Linked DNA regions of Mus musculus: region 1 is linked to region 2. The links are chromatin loops, found by intact Hi-C in ENCODE. Cell type or tissue: left cerebral cortex. All regions are shown on one strand. Each heading gives the region's core, and the rest is flanking DNA. Links, peaks and the distances in the headings are about the cores only.

Region 1 (2,906 bases), core at 324-2,823, 350 kb after region 2:
GGAAGGCAACAGGGAAGGCTGGGAAGATGGCTCTGATGGTAACAGGAGCTGTGCTCTCTGCGCAAGCGTGAAGACCACAGTTCAGACCTCTGGTACACATTGCATAGGTTCCTTACTTCTAGACACAAGAGGAGCCCCCATATCCACCCTCACCCCTTTTGAAACAAAGGTCTTACTCTGTAGAACAGACTGGCTTGTGTCTGTGATCCTCCTGTCTCAGCCTCCCAAGTGCTGAGATTAAAAGCAGAATAATACTTAACTGATATTAGATCCAGCCTCATATCCCAGGGTAGTAGGTGCCCTTCCACAGCCTAGCTCCTGATTTTTTTTTTTTTTCACTTGTTTGTTTCTTTGAGACGGAGACTCATGTAGCATAGGCTGACCTCAAGTCAATCTGTAGCCAGGGTCAGATAACCTTGAACCCTTGCCTCCACTATCCAAATTCTGGAATCACAGATGTGCTGACCATTGCTCCTTATTTATTTATTTGAGACAGGGTCTCTGTGGTGGTTTGAATAAGAAATGGCCCTCATAGGCACGTGTATTTGAACGTTTAGTCCCCAATTTGTGATGGTTTGTGGGGAGGTACGGAGGTGTGTGGTCTTGCTGGATGAAGAAATGTGCCTGGGGTGGCTTTGAGAGCCTATAGCCTGGCCCCACTTCCAGCTCTCTCTCAGGTTCCCACTTAAGGTACAGTGTTATCTCTCAGCATCCTTCTCCCCGAGCCAGGTTTTCCTGCTGCTTGTGGCCGGCCATGCCTTCCAGCTATAATGGGCTCTTATCCTCCTGGAACTGTGAGACACAATAAACTCCATCTTCCCTAAAGTTGCCTTCGGTCATGGTGTTTTACCACAGCAACAGAAAAGTAACTAGCAGTCTCACCGTGTAGCCTGGAACACTCACAGATCCACCTGCCTCTTCCGGTATTGAACGCTTGGGTCATCAAGTGTTCCGGTATTGAAGAGTTTGGTTAATAGTTCTCAATTTTTAGGCAGCAAGTCTCTTCCTCACTCTGCCGCTCTCAGAGCAGTCTTCCATTCCCTATCTGGCCAGGACCAGGTTGAAGAAAACTCCGGAATGCCAGGGACATACGAGTGTTTATAGAGTATGTGATAGGCTCTGTTCTGAGGTCCGGGTACACAGAGAACTGACTGCAGACTCCTGGCTTGGGGAAGCCCCACCATCTAGTGGAATGGGTACGTGGGCGCAGAGCATCGTGAATAAACAGGCAGGATAACTGAAGCGCTACAAAGACCGTTCTGCACTAGTGGCGTCCCTTGGAGGGAGCACAGGGCCAGAGCTGGCCTAGCTAAAGAGGTGACACCTGAACTTTAATCCGGAACTGGCCTCAGTACGTTTGGAGATTTGTTCAGGAAGGAACGACTGGTTCGCAGGCTTGAAAATGGGGCAGGGCAGGGCTGTAGCCTGAACTCTGTAGCCAGCGGTGTTGGCAACACGCCCCGTGAGCGGGTAGAGCCCTGGCCAGCACAATCAGCTCCGGCAGGCTCCCAGGACCGAAGGCTCAGGATTTGAGAGCCCATCACGGGGGCGACATCTTGTTCTCTTCACCAGGACAAAACAGGCCCAGAAGCCACAAGCTACCTCCCGAAGCCACACAGAGGCGCCACAGTAGCCAGTCTCTCGCCGAGCCTCTTCCGTGCAGCGCCGTCAGCCACTCAGCGCGCACTCCCGTCTTCACAAGCGGAAGTGGGCGGGGACACTGGGAGTCTCCGCCCCCTATCCGCCCACCTCCGCGCTCCTGACTGGCTCCGCAGGGCGTCCCCGCCTCCGAGGTGTTGAGACCGAGGCGGGTTGTTGGGGGAGCGGCCGGCTGAGTAGCGGGTGTAGAACCGTGCGTGAGGCCACCGTCTCTTCTTCGCCACCATGGGGGCCCAGCTGAGCACGGTAGGCGGCATGGGTCTGGGGTCCCCAGGCTTGCACCGTGGGGATACCGTACGATCCGGGGCGCCCAGCACCGGTTCACGAGCCCCGCGCCCCACCCGGCCCCTTGCAGACCGTGACTCACGCCCTGGCTAGTGGCCGCGCCACTCTGGCCCGGCCTCAGGCCAAGGGGGAGCCCCGAGCGCGGGGTGGACATTGAGGACCCTGTTGGGTGTGCGCGAATGAGAATAGGGAATGAGTGACGTGCGCGCCCGCCTGAGTGGGCGTGACTTGTGAGTGTGAGAAAGTTGAAGTGCCTGCGCCCGTGGGGGATGTGAAAGGTGCGAGGGTTTTTGTAAATGGGAACGTGAAGTGTGAACCGTAGGTGCACTGGTGTGTGCGTGGAGGAACCGACAGCGGCGTGTGTGAGAAATGAGAGTGTGGGTGTGAAGACATGCAGGCCTGAATAGTGGACACGAGTGAGCTGGCAGGAAGAGTACTTTGGGGTGCGTGTGTGTATGGGAGAAATGTGTAGGGTGTCCCTACAGGGGTTGGGTGCATCTTCTTGCCATAAACAAGGCAGTAGTTGGCCAGGATCTTTCCAGCTGTCACCTAGAAAAGCCCTGGCCATTCTTGTTACTCACAGAGCTGCACTGTCACTAAAGAAGTGTCACTTAGACTTGGCCATCAGCCCAGGGCACTGAGGATGCTGGGACCGTCTAACGTCTATAAATCTGCTCTCTCACTGTTACTGGATCGACCAAGGCCCCTTCCACAATCCTAGAGCTCACTCTCCTCATTTCCTTTTTTTTCTTTTTTTTTTTCTTTTTTGAGACAGGGTTTCTCAATGTAGCCCTGGAATGCACTGTAGACCAGGCTGCCCTCAAACTCACAGAGATCCACTTGCCTCTGCCTCTCCAGTGCCAGATTAAAGGTGTGGGCCACCACCGTCCAGCTCCTCCCTGATTTCTTAAGAGCATCCATGTGAACTGTGACCAGTCTCAGTTACACAAACATACCCTTGA
Region 2 (2,906 bases), core at 170-2,669:
GTGGCATTCCCAGTCTCCCACTTCCCAGGTCTCGGGGGCTTACAAAATGACAAAGTCGCCTGTCTGGTTGCCTGGTCTCTAAAGGCCTTGGGTGCTGTCTGCAGAGAGGATGTGTGAAAAGCACAGGGGCTGGGGTGGGTGTTGCGGAGGGGACAGAGTTTGTCACAAGCCAGGGCCATGCACCCCATGCAGCTTATAAAAGTCTGTTTTCTCCACAGCACACAGGCCAAGTGCAAAAACAAAACCAAGCAGAACAAGAGACCTGGGCTGTAGGTGAAGTGGGGAGCAAGGCCTGGCTTTGGGGTAGATCTGCATTCTCTCTCTCAGCTGGCTCCTGCTATCTATGCTGAAAGCAATACTTTGGGGTTGGGGTGTGGAGGGAGCTGGAAGGTGAGGAGTGGGGCCAGCTTTCCCAGTCTGATAGAATGGATCTGGTTTCCAACCCTTTGCCCTAATCCAACTCAATAGAGAAACTGAATCTCGGACCTGGGTTTTGCTCTTGGGTGAAGAGACATGCTCTGGACAGTGGTCCTGACTTGAGGTTACTCTTGCATTAATAACAAACGTTGGCTTGCTAATGTCGTTTCAGAGAAGGGTTGCACAGGGAGGCATCGTCTAGTTACAGGTTTCAGGGCAGCTCTCTCCTCACGGACTGAACAGTTTTACACGGTGAAGAAGAGGAGCTAAGCCCGGTATGAGGACACAAGGGGTGGAGCCGGAGGCGGGCTGTGCGTGTAAGAAACTTGCCATAAAGAGAGCGGGAAGAGAAGCAGGAGAATAGACAGCCAGGCCCCTACCAGGGAGCAAGCAGCTCTCTTAGCTTCTGTTCCTGGAAGGGTGCCAGGTGAAGACCTGCCCACTGATGACTGATTTTACAGCGCTTTCCAGGTTGAAATGTCCTCTTGGTCCCTCAGCCCCACCTCTACAGGGTCTGTAAGCTGCTGGTGCAGAACTGGGAGGCGAAGATGAGATCTGTGTTTGCGCTCATGCCTCAAGTAGCTGGACCCTGCCAGTTTTGTTCCCAGAGACTGGTTCCCCACCTGCCAGCCTCCGGGTCAGGACCACTGTAGCATTCTGAGTCTCTCTGGCTGCCTCCGGGCAAGGGTCACTTCTGGATTCCAGCCTATCCTAGGAGAGTGTCCCCACTCGGGAATTTTCAAGTGCTTCTTTCTACACACTGTCCTGAAGCGAGCCTCCGCATCTCACCTCCGCTGTAAGTCTCATCCACGGGACAAGGCTTATTGAATACCTTCCAGGAGACAGCGGGGCAAGGCCTGGAAGTGCCATGCAGTCTTTCCTCTTCACAAGGCCTGCCCTGGGACGCAAACACAGAAGCCCCCGCCACAGAGGGACTTCTCTGGAGCCGATTATACTAAATGCTTCCACTAGGTGGTGCTAAAGGTAAATGATTGGGAATGGAAAAGGCACTGGGCCCTGGAGGCGCATGGGGGTGGGGAGTTAAGAAACCCAGGGCACCAGCCCATGCTGAAGGTCAGGGCAGAAGGTTCTGTAGCAGAAATGAGCAGACCTCAGAGCTTCAATTCCAGGCTCTTCTGTTTAGAAGAAGTACACGTTTTCACAACATCCTCTACTTTGGTTTTTTCTAAAAGATGTATTTATTTTGATTTTTATGTATATGGATTTCTTGTCTGCACGGAGATGTGTGCACTACGCCCATGCAATGCCCGAAGGGGGCATTTGATCCCCTAGAACTGAACTTACAGAGGGTTGTGAGTTGCCACGTGGGCGCTGGGAACTGAGCTCCCATCCTTTGTCTGCAAGAGCAGTAAAGACTCATAGCTGCTGAGCCGTTTCTCCTGCCCGACTTCACAGCCTTCTTATTGGTGAAAATAAAACTGTAATCGTGACTGAATACAGAATGTGGGGCATACAGAATTACAGTGAGGCAAATGGACAACCCCACCACCACCACTGCTTTCCTGAGATTAAGCCCAATACCTTGTTTGTACACACTAAGCATGTGTTGTATGATAAAGTTTTTGGGCAGATGCTATACACAAGAGGGAGCCTCTAACAGACCAAAGTATGGATACCATGAAAATCCAACTTGGTGAACCATGAGAATCACTGGGGTTACTTATAGGAACAGAAATGACTCAAAGACAGCCATGTCACCAAAGCCCACCCAGCATGGGAGACAGCTCACAAAGCTGGGAACCTGGAGACACCACACAGCCTGCAGGCAGCTCAGCAGGCTGGAGAATGTCCTTTCCAGGTGCCTCAGTTGGTTTAAATCTCTTCCAGGTGGCTCAGCTGGTTTCTGCTTCTTCTAGGCACCTGCTCTGGTCTCAGAATGTTTGCAGCTTAGCTTCCCTATTTGGAGGGGGAACTCTCAGCTTTTATTGCTTGCTTTGTTGGGGAGGGGCCTAGTGAATCCTGTCGGTTTCAGGGACTACCTAAAGCTTGTTTTGAGTTGTTTACCTTCCTGTTTAAGGAAACTGTTAACTGATAAGAGCATGTTTTCTGCTGCTGGGCTACAACGCAGTTCAAGACTGAAGTTCTTTTTACAGAAGCCTGCTGGTCAGTTTTGAATCAACTTTTTCCACAGCCTAAAACCACCTAACAGGAAAGAGTCCCATGGAAGAATCCTCTACACCAGCTTGGCCTGTGAGTTTATTAGTGGAGGTCTGTCTTAATGTTAACCTATGTAAAAAGACCTAGCCCAGGCCGGTCCTGGTGGTTCATAACATTAATTCTAGCACTCAGGAGGCAGAGACAGGCAGATCTCTGTGAATTTGACACCAGCCTAGTCTACAAAGTGAGTCCAGGGCAGCTAGAACTATGCTACATAGGGAAACCACATTTCAAACAACAACAAAAGCAAAAACAAAAAACAAACAAACAAACCAAAAAAAACCTAGCCCACTGTGGGCAGCACCATTCCC

Evidence for each region. Hi-C counts contacts between places; a loop is a spot of excess contacts. Peaks named below come from ENCODE experiments on the same cell type or tissue, not always from the same donor. Only the 100,000 strongest peaks of a DNase experiment are listed, where the experiment ranks them.
Region 1: a loop joins it to region 2, with 3 times the contacts of the local background. A loop is called at or near these places in 2 of 42 quality-filtered maps.

What each region holds. Positions count from the first base shown.
Region 1 is chr15:83,171,111-83,174,016 of GRCm38, reverse strand. Cyb5r3 (cytochrome b5 reductase 3) reads left to right here and starts at 1,834. Exons shown (of 9, transcript NM_029787.3): 1 at 1,834-1,905. The coding sequence starts at 1,885. In left cerebral cortex, for the core only: a CTCF peak has its summit at 1,606; DNase peaks (open chromatin) are centred at 1,225, 1,718 and 2,203; H3K4me3 peaks cover 1,677 bases; H3K27ac peaks cover 1,376 bases.
Region 2 is chr15:83,516,820-83,519,725 of GRCm38, reverse strand. It overlaps a transcript of Ttll1 not described here. Among named protein-coding and RNA genes, the nearest start is that of Ttll1, 7.4 kb to the right of the region's middle. In left cerebral cortex, for the core only: a CTCF peak has its summit at 1,386 (motif pointing right); a DNase peak (open chromatin) is centred at 1,397.